Regions from separate parts of the Mus musculus genome. Here regions 2 and 3 are each linked to region 1. Evidence: chromatin loops called from intact Hi-C (ENCODE). Cell type or tissue: left cerebral cortex. All regions are shown on one strand. Each heading gives the region's core, and the rest is flanking DNA. Links, peaks and the distances in the headings are about the cores only.

Region 1 (7,936 bases), core at 1,965-5,964:
GAATAGACATTGCTTTCATAGACACGTTAGCAAGAGTCTAGATCATCCCTGATCTCAGTGTTTATAACTACAAACATTTACTTCTTGCTCATCCCTGCACCCATAATGTGTCTACTGCTTCCCAGTGCCTTGCCATCTTTATTCCAGGACATGGAGGGCGCACTCGGTTTCTGTTTCTGAAGCATTGCCAGACTTCACAGGAAAAGATCAGTGAATAGACTGGATTATCAGGCTTCTCTCCAAAGTAGCAGAAATTATATTGTGTGACCTCAAGTTGAGAGAGTTGGGTTGTATAATTCTATTGAACGATGAATGATGCACACAGGTCGATGGTATTCCAGCCTACCACATTGGACTCCATCCCTGTCAGTTACACTCAGGAGCCCAAGAGACAGCTAAGAGCTGCCCTCTGCAAAAATGGACCCAGTAATATCTGCCTTGTGAACTTTACAGAGAATGGGTGGGAATGTACGTGAGAAGTACAGATCTGAGGGTGTTTGTAAACTGTAAAGTCCCAAACTCCTAATAGGGAGTTTCCTTACCACTCTGAATATTGGGGGAAATAATAGTGTTGTCTGTCTGTCTGTCTGTCTGTCTGTCTGCCTATCTTTGGTTTTTGGTACAAGGTTTCTCTGTGTAACCCTGGCTGTCCTGGAACTCTGTAGATAAGGCTGGCCTTAAATTCAAAGATCCACCTGCCTCTGCCTCCCGAGTGCTGGAATTAAAGACATGCACCACCAGGCCTGAGTGTAGTGTAATTTTTCTACCTCATCCTCTCTCTGCACACAGGAAAAGTCTTTTGACCATGTTAGCATATAGTGCCACATTATGTAAGCACCTTGCCCTGATCAGACCTCAGAAGTATTCTAGTAGTGCCACTAAGGCCACTCACAGGATAAGTACACAAATGCAGTGCCATGTTATTTAGTCTCAGAGGGGAAGGAAATTCAGACTCATGCCACATGTGGCTGAACCTTGAGCATAGTGTGCTAGTGGGGAAAAAAAAAAAAGCCAGTCACAGGACTGGTATCATATGGTTCCATTTCAGGACTGGTATCGTATGGTTCCACTTCCGTGGAGTCCCTAAAATACTCAAATGCACAGACCTAGGGGATAAAGAGTTGTTAGCAGGAATGGAGAGCCACAACACAGGAGCTCTCGCTCCATTGATACAGAGTTTCAGTCTTCAGTAATGAAGGATCTCTGAAGCTCAACAGTGGCAAGAGTTACACTACAGTGAGTATCTATCTAACACTGCTAAGTATACATTTAAAAGGTGCTTCAATGGGGCCCAGGGGCTGGCTCAGTAGGTAACATGCAGACCTGCAGACCACGTGTTCTAGTTTGCTTTCTGATGCTGAGATAGATACAGTGACCGAAAGTAACTTAGGAAAGGGTACTTCAGATTTTGCTTCTAGGTCATAGTCCACCATCAAGGGAACTCAAACAGGAACTGGAATAGAAACTATGAAGTAGCTGTTTATTGACTCACTCCCTTGTTCAATCTCAGATAGCTTGCTTGATCTTCCTTCCTTCCTTCCTTCCTTCCTTCCTTCCTTCCTTCCTCTCTCCCTCCCTTCCCCCTCTCTCTTTCTTTCTTTCCTTCCAAGGTACTCTTGACTCCTGGCTGTCATGTCTTCTTCTTCTTCTTCTTCTTCTTCTTCTTCTTCTTCTTCTTCTTCTTCTTCTTCTTCTTCTTCTTCTTCTCCTTCTTCTCCTCCTCTTCCTCCTTCTCCTCCTCCTTCCTCCTTCTCCTTCTTCTTTTTTGAGACATGGTTTCTCTATGTGTCCCCCTATCCTGAAACTAGACCAGGCTGGCCTTGAACTCAGACACCCAGCCACCTCTGTCTCTCCAAGTGCTGGGATTAAAGGTGGGCACCATCATGCCCAGCCACTTAGCTACCTTTCTTATATAGCCAAGACCCACCTGCCTAGGGATAATGCTGCCCACGGTGGGCTGGGTCCTCCCACATCAATCATCAGTTAAGACGATCACTCAGAGATATGACACATCTGAACTGCACAACTGCTCATGTGAGGTTTCCCTTCCCAAGAGTGCCAAGTTGACAGTAAAAACTAGCCAGCACATTGTATAAACATGTGTGCCTGGGTTCCATCCCCAGCACCCACATAAAGAGCTGGTATGGTGGCACATATTTGTAATCCCAGCACTGGGCATGTGGGCTCCCTGAGGCTCCCTGGCCAGTCTCACCTATGTAGTGAATTCCAGACTAGTAAAAGATCCTGTCTCAAAGACCAAAGTGGGATGGCACCATTGTCTTCTGAATTCCATATGCACCTGCACATATATACCCCTGTGAGTATGTGTGCATGCACACACACACCTATACACAAACACATATACGAATATACCTACACACATATACAGTCATATATATATATATATATATATATATATGGGTTAAAATAACAAATGATATATATTATATTCTACTACCCCAAAAAAGTACATTGTAGTAAAAAAAATTTTTTTTATTTTGAAAAATACCGCAAATTCTTCAAGTCTTAGGTAATTGAACTCACATAACAGATTCTGTAACCACTATGTAATTTACTGGTGGCTTTCCGTAGTCTGTTATGCTGATAAACAGTAGCTTTCAGGTGTACCTGCTGTTATTTAACTAAGGACTAAGGGGGTGAGGAGAGGTCGAAGCCAACTGGGACCCTGTGGAAATTGCTTTCTCTCTCTGGGTCTCTGCCTCCAGATCTGAGAAGTGAAGAGATTAGTTGAACTCAGCAGTCCATTCCATGTTTCTCAGCCCTAGGGACACAGGCTTATCCACAGTTCGGGTGACCGAGGCTCTATTCCCCTCAGCTTTCCCCCTCAACACCTTTGTAATGGGAAGAAATGGTGGTGGTGGTGGTGGTAGTAATGGTGGCAGTGATACACAGCAGCCATTTTGAAGGATTTATGGCTTGGTGATTTTGGTCAAAACTTGAAAAACAGAGAGATAAAGAAATCTCTCTGGTTGCTGACGCTCTCTGCTCTTTACTGATAAGGGTCTGAGGTGCAGCAGGAGAGGCCCGGAGCTGACAGGGCATTCCCCCTGTCGTGAAGAAACACTGGCCTCTACCTGGGGCCCTCCTCTCTTCAGGTCCCCTCAAGCCCCTCTGGGCCCCGTTGTGTTTTTCTGACTTCGGTTGTTGTAGTAGCTGGTAGAACGTCAAGAAGCCATGGGCACCTTTTAAATTAAGTTTCTGTTGTGCTGATAAGAAAACAGAGGTCCCAGCAGCCACATAGCAAGCCTCCACGCTGGGACTAGGTAATGGCTTTTGAACGTTTTATTTCCTGCTTCCTCGAGATCTAACGGCAGCTCATCAGGTCCGAGGCTCAAGCAAGCTTCTTCATGTCTCAGGGCCTCAGTGTCCTTGCCCGTGCAATAAGAGTGGGCAGGAGGGGAGACTCTTGTTGATTGAGTTGGTGGTAGTTGGTTGATTGAGGTGGGTGGTGGGCTCTATCACGGTGGCTCGCTGGCTAAGCCTTTCCACACCCTGCTCTCCTCTTCAGGATCTAGCTGCCACCTCCCCTACCCCGAGGAGGACCACAGAGCAGCCTCCGAGGCGGTGCAGGCAATGCTTCAGTAGAGTTGAGGACCTAGCTGTGTTAGAACCACCAGAGTCCAGTGTGCGCTTCTAATGTGGCAAATGAACTCATATGCATTTAATGCATTATTGCATTAAAAACTCCCTGTATGGGCACCCTTTTTCATCGCTGCAACGTCGCAGCAAGTAACTTACAGGAAGCAGAATTTTATCTTGGCTCACAGTTTAAGAACTCCCAACCCATCATGGGGAAGGCATGTTGGGAGGAGGCTGGCCCAGCTATATGCCTCACTGCCCGAGTCCCAGCAACGTACTTCCTCCAGCTAGGTCCCACCGCCCAGAGGCTCCACTCTGCACCCAATTGGCACTCCCAACTGTTTCAGACACAGGCAAACCATAGCATTCCTCGTGCCTTGGGCTTGTCAGAGATCTTTCCCCACTCTGGAGATGGCAACAAAAGTGAAAGAAAAGGAACGTGAAGGAAGCTGAATTTCTTCCTGCCAACATTATTTGTTCCGGGGGTTTCGCGTATTTATGTTCCACTTCTACACTGCAGACGAAAGTCCACTTCAGGTAGATGTACTGTGTTTTGCTGCTGTTAAGTACAGACATGATGTAAAACCAAAACACAAAACAAAATCTCTGTTTGGTCAACAACTGGACCCAGCGCAGCTGGGCTTCCCAGAGCGGCCGGCAGTCTCCGTGCAGGTGTAGGAGATGGTAGCTGAGGCCACTGTTTTCTAAAGCTGAGTAAAACACCCTCCTCCCCTGGCTACTCCTGCATCTAGCCTAGTCTGAAGTCAAAATGGAAAACCCAGGGGAGCGGAGCATTTCAGCACTTCTCCACAAGAGGGCGTAGGTTGTCCGTGCCGGGCCGCTCTTGCAGCCAGCTTGCCCTGCCCGTGTCCACTGAGCCCATCGGTGTTGCTGGCCCACCCCTTGTTAGGCAGCTGTTTCCCTGAGTCTCTTTGTTAATGCCTCTTATTCTCCAGCCTAAGAGTAAACCGAGAAGCTTCGGAGTCAGGTGTACTTGGATTCAAATCCTGGCTCTGCCGTTTGCTGAAATCTTGGCAAGTTAGCTCTCTTTCTGATTAATAATTAGTGACTTTTTCCCAAGCCTGGGGAAGCTAGAATTATAGACCTCCTGGCACACAAAGGAACCTGCCTTCTGCTTTGGTCAGTACCGCCCTAACATTTCACGGATCAGGGCCCAGAGGTCCAGGCTTGGAGAGAGAGAGAGAGAGAGAGAGAGAGAGAGAGAGAGAGAGAGAGAGAGAGAGAGAGAGAGAGAGAGCCCATGGCTTACTTTCTGGACTCCAGCTCTTGTCTCCATCACCCATGAAAAGCGAGGGTCATTCATTAAGGAATGAAAAGATAGAAAGCCCTTTTATGCTGCAAGCTCGGGCTTTCTGTTGGAGCAAAGACACAAAGTGCTGCATTCATGGTCCGGCTTCCGCAGTTACACACTCGGGCGAGTACTTGACCTGCTGGCTCTTGGGTTCCTCACGGCTGTGGCGGAAAGCATAGACCAAAGATGAAAATAATACCTACCCCGGAGGGTTTCGTGAACTTTCAATGAGAGCATGACTGTGACGCTCTGCATAGGGCCTGGCGCCTCACAGGCATGGGATTAGTGTTAGTGTTCGTTTCTGCAGCTCACGAGCTTTCTGACCCATGTTCTCACCCATAAATGGGAAGGTGGCCCATAGATTTGTGGCAAGGCACAAGATGTAACAACAGTCACTTACCTCCTTTTGAGGAACAAGGCGCAGCTGTTTTTAAGAGCAAAGAAAACTAAGACTACATTCTAGCCTGTTCTGAACAGCGTTCCTTTGGATTAATTGATAGCTTGAAGGGATCTAAAACCACCTGGGAGACAGGCCGTGGGGATTGTGTCGATGTTGTTCATTTATGTGGGAAGACCCATCTTAATTCGGTAGGGGACCCCAGCAGCTGGTTCAGAGGTAAGTCCCCAGTGTCTAGGAGGGACCCACAACACTTGTTAAACCTTCCTCCATATTTGTGTTGCTTTGATTGCAGGCGATGTTCTACCAAAGTACACAAGGTCAAGCAACAGTTTTAGGAGTGTCTTAGTCAGGGTTTCTATTCCTGCACAAACATCATGACCAAGAAGCAAGTTGGGGAGGAAAGGGTTTATTCAGCTTACAATTCCATACTTCTGTTTATCACCAAGGAAGTCAGGACTGGAACTCAAACAGGTCAGGAAGCAGGAGCTGATGCAGAGGCCATGGAGGGATGCTCTTTACTGGCTTGCTTCCCCTGGCTTGCTCAACCTGCTCTCTTATAGAACCAAGACTACTAGAGATAGCACCACCCATAAGCACCACCTCCTCCCTTGATCACTAATTGAGAAAATGCCTTACAGCTGGATCTCATGGAGCCACTTCCCCAACTGAAGCTCCTTTCTCTGTGATAACTCCAGCTGTGTCAAGTTGACACAAAACTAGCCAGTACAAGTGGTGAACTCTTTAAAACTGTGAACTGACACATGTCTTTCTTTTTAGCTTATGTCTGACATCATGGTGACTAACACAACTGCTGCTCCATCGTGTGCTCAAGGATTGCATTCCTGTTTTCCCCTGACCCAGACCAGAGCTTCATGGCTGGCCTTGCTGGCCTCTCCTTCTCCTTAGGTGGAGAGCAGAGACTATGAATTATTCTGCTCATTTCCTAGGATCGTCCATTTAGAGGTTACCTTTCCTGTAACAGAAGCGATTCCTTACCCTTTATGGAGTGGCCCCACCCCTACTCCCTTTCCCTCCCCAGCTTTAGCTCCACTCTCAACCCTGCCAGATTCTGATTTTCTTTGCTAGTCACCTTCAAGGTCCAGCTCTAAAACCACTTCCTGTTTGATTACTGCCAGGCATCTCACTCCAGTTTCCTTGGAATTACAATACTTCACCATAAGACCCTGCTTCTCTGACTAGGCTGGGGGCTCCTGGAGAAGGAAATTGATCTTGCCCTGTGAGCTTGCTACATGCATTTGTTAGACATCCATCACCATAACAAAATACCTGAGATAATTAATTTGGCTTATACTTTTTGAGGTTCCATCAATCCCTCTGGGCAAACGAGCCAAATTTAGAGCAAGTTGTAATTAAATGCTGGCCAGGATGATGAACTCTTGCCAGGCCCACTCCAGGGTTCCCTGAAAATGCCCGAGCTACATTGGTCAGGTACTTAAACAAGCAAACCCAACAAGGCTACACACTACCACCTTCTTCCGGTGGAAACAAGCACACATCCTGATGTACTTCTGTCTGCAGTCAGACTAGGCTTACAGTTTCAGACCCTTAGATAAGGACACACCCTTATGGTATTATTTCAACTTATCCATTAAAGACTCTGATGCTTACCGTTTTGTTTTGTTTGAGACCGAGTCAAACTATGTAGCCCTGGCTTTTCTGGAACTCTCCCTCTGTCTCCTGAATGCTGGCTTCGTTTTGTCAGCTTGCCACAACCTAGAATCATCTGGGAAGAGAGCCTCAATGAAGAATTACACAGGTCAGGGGGCTTCTGGGCTGTGGGGCCTTGTATTGACTTTAGTTGATATAGGAAGACTAACCCAGCCCACTGTGGGCGGCATCATTCCCTGGACAAGAGGTAAGAGAGGAAAAAAGCTAAGGTGAAGACCCCAGAGATATGTTTATTCCACTTTTTTCTCCACTGTGGACGCCATGTGATTGTTTGATTCTTCCCCACAGTGCTGGGCTGTAACTTGGATGTGTAACCTAGATAAACCCTTTTTCTCTTAAGCTAATTGTTTGTCAACCTGTTTTATCACAGACATATAAATGGCAACCACAGAATAACCTACCTCAGAATACGGTTATGTCTGAGGTACTGGGAGTGAGGACTCCAGTTCATCTGGGGTGAGGTTGCATGATTTGGTCCATAACAGTTATTTCTTTACATTTAAAATAAACACAGAAATGCATTATTGTAACTTCAAATGGAATGCTAACACCCCTCTCCCGCACCATCCCACTCCATCTAACTGACAAATCTCCATCTTATTCATTTTTTTATGTGCCGTTCTCACCCTTGTCTTGACCTGGAGATTATCTGTGACTAAACACATTCGGAATAGTTGTTCAAATATTAGAAGGTAGAGGCATGAAACATATAAGTCTGTTATGCAATTCCTAGCAGTCACCTAATAACTCAGCGACTCCTTCTCCTTACATGTAAAATAGAGGACAGTGGTTGTGTTGGATAATTTTCTGTTAACCTGACACAAGCTGGCATCATCTGAGAGGAGGAAACCCCATTTGAGAAAATACTTCCACAAGATTGTGTTGTAGGGCATTTTCTTATCAGTGATTGATGTGTGAGGGCCCTGACCAATGTG
Region 2 (4,000 bases), core at 1-4,000, 130 kb after region 1:
CACTTATTTATAGAAATCAGATCTTTAATCATTGGTCAGAAACTTGAAAAGAACATTTTTGAGAGATTGTTAACAAGGAAGATTGAAAATGAGATACATGAATGGATCTTTCAGAAAAGAGCACAAGAGAAAGGAATTGCATGGACAGCCATGAACAGATACCCTGGCGGAGGCCTTGTAATGGAGACAGAAATGATTGAGTAGTGTATCCTTCCCACTATGGAAGAAGTTTTTAAAAACTAAAATAAACAAACAGTTGGGCATGGAGTCACTTTTCCAGTTCAACTGTTTTTGCAAGTACAGCCACACAATCCCTGTCCATTGTCATGATATTCTACTTAATACAGTTTCTGACCGTGGGACACAACAAAAGAGTGTAACTAAAACGTTTAAGCTACGGAAACGGCTAATCTTGCCACATGCACCTATCATTTGAAACCAACGCAAACAACTGATATGACTGCACAGTCTACTGAAAACTCAACATTGGCAAAGAAACAATGTGTTATAAGGTTGAGGTTCTTCTTTGAAGTGTGCACGTGTGTGTGCATGTGCATGCACGTGCGTGCATGTGTGTGTGTGCATGAGTGTGCATGTGCATATGTGCATGCATGTGTGTGTGTGTTGGAAATATCAATCAATATGTGGTGTTTCCCTACCATCTGTCCTTTGTTAAGTGGTTGAAGAGAAAGTAACTTTTTTCATCATATTTTCTCCCCCTCCCCCCATTCTCACTGACTTGTATTTTGTGGGAAGAGTGATCCTCTCTAGTTAAAAGGAAAGAGGGTGGCAGCTGAAAAGAGAAAGGAGAAAAACCAGGGGATAGCTCTTGGTGATTCCACCGATGATAATGAAAACTAAGGGGGAAGCCTCGGTAACGCGATTCAAACCCCCAGGAATGGTGGACTGGATTCTATCATTCGCTGGAGGCTGGCTCAGGAGAAAGAGAATGTAAAATAATCAGGGAAAGAAAATAAGCTATGAATAAACTTAACCGGGAGGGAAAGACCTCTACAATAAAGACTTTAAAACACTGAAGAAAGAATCTGAGGAAGACAGAAGAGGAAAGACTTCACATAGTCTTTCTTTTGTAGTCTGCATTTTAGTACTCTGAAAATGACCACAGGGCTAACGGTGTTCCAGGGGCTCAGTGCAGACGTCATCAGAATTCCAATATGGTTTTCATAGAACTAGGAAAAAAAAACCCTGAAATTCATACGGAAGCACAAAAGATCCCCAAAAGCCAAAACAGTGCTATGCTGAAAGAGCAAAGTGGGGAACCGAACCTGGATCCTCTGAAAGAGCAGCCAGTGGTCTTAACTCCTGAGCCATCTCTCCAGCTTTCCCTGGCTTGAGTTCACATGGGGTTCAGGTAGATCTAGGTCTAATGTAGAGCCACTTGCTGCTTTGTTTACTCTAGACCCTAATTATCTGGGATTTGAGACTTCCAACACTGTAACTGAGACAAGATGGCTGCCACAGCCTAATGTGACTTGGGGGCAGATGAGTGTCAGGGCTTATTCCTATGCCCTGAAGTTTTCTAGTGACTGTGACCCAGTAAAGGATATTCAGTGGGACAAGGAAATGTTATTTCTTAATGTTGCATGGCCCCTCCATTCAGATCCATTCCACAGCACATCTAGTCTAGCATTCCAGGGGGATCCAAAGCGAGACAGAAAAGAACCGCCCTGCTCATCCGTGACTGCCTTAGCAGAATGTGAGGGTACTGTAAGTCATCTCCTTCAACATGGTTTCTGCTCGTTGGAAAGCACCGGTGCACTGCTGACTTCAGTTGCTGACAAGTTGGAAAGTTTGCAAGGATTTGGGTGAATATCGAAGGAGAAAGAATTTGACCAGCTTTACTGGAACACAGGAGAGCAGAGGGAATATGTAGGAGCGCAGAATTACCACACAGAAGACGTTAATCAGTAGAATTCCAGTTACCACCAAGTCGACATCAACAGGCTCCCCTAGAGGCAGCTTCATTTTACAAGTGATAATCAGTTAGTTACTTTCTATGGTGTGCCATCTAGTGTTCATGTTCATGTTCATGTACTTCTTGGCCCAGTTAGGTTTAATAGAAGGCAGAAAGCTTGTCCTCTCAGGGTGCCCCTCTAAACACCCTGTTGTTCCTACCTTCCAGGGTTTCTTGGTCTTGTATCTAACGCACCAGCCCAGCCTGGTGAATCACCCACACCCTAGTCCTCCAATGAAGTCTCACTATTCCCACGATGCCTAGCTCAGGTTGTGCAGCAGTCAGTCCCCCCACCCCACCCCACTCCTGTGCCTCCCAGTCCCCACACTCCCAGGTTTAGTTCAGTATTACAGCCTGTGCACCAGTTCAGGCAAAGCAAACCCAGCTATGCATCACAACTGTAAGCTCTCCTGGTTACCACTGAATTGGAATCACCCTGTCCCTCGAAACAAAAATCAACACTGAGTGTGTATAGGACCGACTTAACCACCTCTCCATAACAGAACTAAAAGCAGACAAGCTCCTTCTGTTTGCTTTGTCAAATTCCGATGTGTTAGTTTTTGTTTTATCTTTTATTTAATTATCATCTCACTTAAAATTACTTTAAATTTGTGTGTGTGCATGCTTGAGCATGTGAAAGCCTGCAGAGGTTGGAAGAGGGCGTTGGATCCTCTAGAACCAGAGTTTCAAGGCACTGGGTGCTGCCATTGTGCGAATGAGTTGAACCTGGGTCTTTTGCAAGATTGGTAAGCGCTCTTGATTGCTGAGCCATCTCTGCAGTTTCCATGCCCTTGGGGCTTGCTGGCCTGCAGGGTAATTTCATTTACAAATATTCTAGTTTATTTAAAACTACCCATGCTTCTGACCTGGCGTCCTTGTGCCTCTCACTCTTAAGGATGCATTATTCTCCCCGAGACTCATTAGTAGGCTTCTTTATCAGTGTCTCTTTCGGAAAGGGGTTGTTGTGGTATAGCTGCTTCCTCTGGGCATAGCATGACCAGCGTCTACACTGGTTATTACACTGGCCTCTGTAATGGTGGCAATAAAATAATCTAGGACAGAGATAGCTAGGTGTATGGTAATAGTAACAGGTCTGTGAACACTCTAGATGCAGAGGGGTGGGAAGTCACTGGACTCTCATGTGTCTTAGGTGGTACTAGAGCATACAGGAGGTGTGAGGCTGACTGAATGGGGTACCCCACAGACTCTGTTTCGGTAAGGTCGTCACCTCATAGTCACGTGTGATTTCTCCAGTCATGCAGATGCATCTCAGTTACCCATGCTCCTTTAACTTCATCCATATTCCTCCAACGACTCAATAAATAAACTTATTGGTCTGCCCCCTACCAAAAAGTAAAAGGGAAAGAAAGAAAATTCTCAATAAGTTTTGGAGAGGATGAAAGGGGGTGCTCACTCACTCACCACTGGTGAGATTGCAGACTGATACAGCCACTCTGGAAATCACTTCGCAAAGCTAAAAGTAGCTCCTCCGCATGGCCCAGCTGGACCACTCTTTGATGTCTATGCAAAGGTACCAGCATCCTCCTGCCAAGACACTTGCTCAGCATGTTCACGTTGCTTCATTCATAATAGGTAGGAAATGGCATCAGCCTAAATGTCCTTTAACTGACGCATGAATAATTAAAGTTCATGTTGCAACACAAGTGTGTCTGCACTCACACACATCAATACACCACACGCACACACATACACACACACACACACACCATACACATACATACACAATAAACGAATGAGTAAAATGTGCTTTAATTTTTCTCTCTGTTTTCATGTGACTGTTTTCTCTGTCTGGAGGTTAAACTGTGGCCCTTCTTTTCAGTTTCATTCAGATTGGCCACAGTTCAGAATTGTAACGCATTTTCTGGAGGGATGTAGTTCAATTGGTAACAAGGAGCCATTCCACCATATAAGGGGTGCATGACATTAACACAACTTATGCCTGTTGATATGACTGTGATAGTTTTATTTGCTCCATTGCAAAGTTACTTTTTCTTCCAGCTTCTA
Region 3 (4,000 bases), core at 1-4,000, 180 kb after region 1:
CAAGCAGAACCATGGCTCACTGAAACAGTTGATGAATGGCTTCGTGGATAGACCATCTTAATACACACACCATTTCTTAAATGAATGTGACCTGTTCCCTGTGGGCTGAGAATGATGACAATCACTCAAATCAAATAGCTTTGAACATAGCAGGAAATCTGTATCCAAATAATCGTGCCTACAATTCATTCCTTGGCGCAGCAGAACTGTCAACTCTTAGCTTAGCTACTATGGAGGTAAAATCCTTTGATGATGTGAGGGACATTGAAGTACAGCCTTATTACAATGAACTCCAATGTTTAAAACTTGTTCTTATTTAGGGTTTGTACCACAGTAAGCCAAGATTTTAAAGCTCTACTAAAAATAAAACAAACAAACAAACAAACAAACAAAAATCTACTTATCTACTTTATGTTCATTTAATAACATGTCCATCATTCTTATGATTGGTATAGAAATATATATTGTGTTGAATATCATAAAAAATTAGTTGAATTAAAAAAAAAAAGAAGTCTAGCTGGGATTGGAGAGATGGCTCGGCAGTTAAGAAACACTAGCTGTTCTTCCAGAGGTCCTGAATTCAATTCCAGCAGCAACAAGATGTCTCACAAACATTTGTAATAAGATCTGATGTTCTCTCTGTCATGTACACACACATGCAAATGCATCACTTATATACATAAATGAATAAATCTTTTTAAAAAATGTTTATCATGTGTATATATCTGGTTTCATAGATAAAGTGGAATGGGCCAGCAAGATGGCTCAGTGAGTGAGGGTGCTTGCTGCTAAGTCTGAGGACCTGAGTTCAGTCACTGAGACCTACATAGTAAAACAACAGAACTGATTCCCTCAAGTTGTCCTATGACCTCTAAAGGGGACCTCCACACAAATAAGATATAACAAATTTAATAAAGCAGAAAATGGAGCAGAAATCAAATTTAACCCAAAATTTCCAAATTCAATTTAGAAGAAAATGATTAATAGAGAAATTTAAGAACTTTAACAAATGCCAAACCAAAACCAAAACAAAACAAAACAGAAACAGAAACAACAACAACAACAACAACAAAAAACCCAAAACCCAAACCAAAAAAGACAACATCAAAATAAAAGCCATGCACAAAAAGCAAATTGTTCTAATGGCAGTCATTTCCAAGGTCCCAAGACTAACAGTCCCACAGGAAAGTTTTAAAACCCCCGATGTCAAGCCTACACCAAGACAACTGAACAGCAGCAATCTTTGGATGGGATCCAGATGTGAATATTCTCAATCCAGGAAATTCCAAGATGCAGCCAATTGTAAATTGTGAATAAATGTTGTGTCCCTTGCCACTAAGAAAGACAAAAACTCCGTTGGGCTGCCTGTGGATTCTGGAGACGGTGTTCCACCACAGGGAGTGTCCGACTGTCTCCTGTCCACCTGATAAATATACAAAGCAGTAAGCTGCCCAAGAAACCCTGGAGGAGGTCGTCAAGTGGTCGCCGCTACTGGGATGCTTTCTTACCCAATGGATGCTGATGACCAGTGTCACCTATAAAGTTGAGTAGCCCAGAGAGGGGTGGGACAGGTTGTTGAAGGCTATAGCTCCCCTTGATAGAGCAGTTGAAGCAAGGGCCACTGAATTCCAGATCACTTCTTGGTGTGTGTTGTGTTGCTACCACCAAAATACCGAAGCTGGGTGCTTTACAAAAAGAAAAAAAAATGTTCCTCCAGCTCCAGATGTCCCAGAATCCATTCAGTTTCTGTTGAAAACCATGTGGCAGTCAGCCAGAGGCACTGTGTGGAGCGGAGCATGGGTTTGAGTGGTGGAGGGGAGCTGCCAGGCTTGCTAACAACCATGTCACAGAAGCCCATCTCCAGAGCGACAGCTCACTCATAGAAAAGCATTAATCCCTAGTCAATGCCTAACACAGCACTATCCACTGGAACCAAACCTCAGTGTGAACTCCACGGGGAGAACCACATCTCAACCATACCACACCTACAAACAGTAGCACCCTTGGCGCACATAAGCAATGTGTCTCTCCTCTAAGTCAGCGTTAAGATTCCCTCCTACTTCCCTTATGCCTTCTTTATTAACTGTGGTATATGTAGGGTTGATTTCTACCTGTTTATTTGATAAACTGCACAGTACACCTACAGCACCACTAAGCTATAGAGCTAGTTCCATTTATATGAAGGATCAATAGCATTTATACAAATGACGCTGCCTTTAATAGCACCAAAAAGAATGTTTTCATCACTCCAGAAACTGGTTCTCTTTGGAACTCCTGCCCCCTGGTGTCCACGAGAGGGAACTGCTTTGTCTTAGCTCTGGTTTCTAGGGAGGAAGTGGAGCTTTAGAGTTTCCCACACAGGCAAACAGATAAATCTGTTAGTGAACTCTGAAAGAGTGTAATTCCAGCCGCTCCAAGATTGCCACGAATGACATTTCTTGAGATGGGGTGAAGTTTGCCACCCTGTGCAAGTGTGAATCACTTAGCAGTGCCCTTGTATCCACCCACTACATGCCAGTAGCACCCACACTCACGATCCAGTTAGGACAAGCAAAAAAAAAAAAAAAAAAAAAAATGCAAATGCAGCCACTGTCATTGCCAAGTGGCTGCGAGGGCTGGAAGGGAGATGTGAGCTGAGAGCCGCTGATGTGCTGCTGTGGGGAGACAAGGAGGCCAGGACTTACTGCCCTGCGAGCAGCACGGAACCCTGTTGGCCATGGCACTGGCATAGAGCCTCAACCTGAACCCAAGCTGAAACCCCGAGGTCGCAGCTTGTGAACCACAGGGAAAAGGTTCTGTCTGCTGGACCACAGATGGAAATGCTAGTAGCAGGGATGTGAGAGAGCTGGTCCCATCTCCAGTCGAGAAGCAGAGAGATGCTGATGCTCTGCCTGCCTTCTCCTTTGTATTCAGTCTGGGACCCCACATTGACTGGTGCCATCCAGTTAGAATGAGCCTTGTTACCTCTGTCCACCCAACCTAGCAACTCCCTTGTAGACAAGCCCGATGTCTGTTACACTGGGAGGGAGTGGGGAGCATGCCTAGGCTGGAAAGATGGCTCAGCTGATAATGTGTCTGCCACGTGAACACTAATCTGATCCCAGAGAACGCCCATAAACTGTCTAGGTGTGAGGGCATGCCACTGGAACTCCAGGGCTGCTGTTGTGAAGACTGCAGACCATGACCTGCAGCTTGGAGTCCAGCCAGTCTATCCAATCAGCAAACTCCACTCAAGTTCAGTGCCTGTTAGCCTAGCCAATCGGCAAGCTCCATTCAGGTTCAGTGCTAGCCAGTCTATCCAATCAGCAAACTCCACTCAAGTTCAGTGCCAACCACTCTAGACAGTCAGTGAGCTCCGTTCAGGGGTAGTGAGACCCTGGCTCAAAAGATAGGGTAGAGAACAATTGAGTTAGACATCTGATGTCAACTCCTGGACTCCACAATGCACAAAGACAAACGTGCAAAACACACATCTGCATGTGCATTCATGTACACACACACACACACACACACACACACACACACACACGTCCTCTGAGGCATGATGGAATAGATGTTGCTGCATTCCCCCACTCTTTCAGTAGATCCCTGTGAGACAGAGCCTGTGAGATGAATGACAGAGAGGAGTCGGTTGGTGCAAAGGCACACAGCATCTTGAGGAACTCACAATCCTAGAGCAGTCCAATAGAATGACTGCCTTACAAAAGGAAGCCTCACTCCACTTGCTGGTTTCATAAGCTTGTAAAGCCCAGAAGCAGCAAAGACCTTAGGTAAGGCTGGAGCCAGGCAAGATTGTCCCCAGGATTTGTTCCCCTCAGTGACCTTGCCCTCCCTCTGTCCCTACTGTTTTATCGTGAAGTTGCCCACCCTCAGCTAGCCGTTCCCAAAACTACAAGAACCTAAGTTTTAGTAAAGCACCTGAAATTCACGTTTGGGGGACTGTGTAGTTTGAATATGCTTTGCACAAGGGAAGTGCCTCTATTAGGGGTGTGGTCTTAAT

What was found. Hi-C counts contacts between places; a loop is a spot of excess contacts. Peaks named below come from ENCODE experiments on the same cell type or tissue, not always from the same donor. Only the 100,000 strongest peaks of a DNase experiment are listed, where the experiment ranks them.
Region 2: it touches region 1 in a loop (2.7-fold over the local background); 10 of 42 quality-filtered maps call a loop at or near these places.
Region 3: it touches region 1 in a loop (3-fold over the local background); 7 of 42 quality-filtered maps call a loop at or near these places.

The regions. Positions count from the first base shown.
Region 1 is chr2:35,210,536-35,218,471 of GRCm38, forward strand. No RefSeq gene overlaps it. Among named protein-coding and RNA genes, the nearest start is that of Gm13605, 7.8 kb to the right of the region's middle. In left cerebral cortex, for the core only: a CTCF peak has its summit at 4,409 (motif pointing right); DNase peaks (open chromatin) are centred at 4,417 and 4,994; H3K27ac peaks cover 261 bases.
Region 2 is chr2:35,347,399-35,351,398 of GRCm38, forward strand. No RefSeq gene overlaps it. Among named protein-coding and RNA genes, the nearest start is that of Stom, 12 kb to the left of the region's middle. In left cerebral cortex, for the core only: a CTCF peak has its summit at 2,001 (motif pointing left); DNase peaks (open chromatin) are centred at 2,013 and 3,484.
Region 3 is chr2:35,395,398-35,399,397 of GRCm38, forward strand. 4930402F06Rik (RIKEN cDNA 4930402F06 gene) reads right to left here and starts at 1,777. Exons shown (of 6, transcript NM_001080709.2): 1 at 1,509-1,777. In left cerebral cortex, for the core only: a CTCF peak has its summit at 2,282; DNase peaks (open chromatin) are centred at 1,884, 2,346 and 3,157; H3K4me3 peaks cover 259 bases.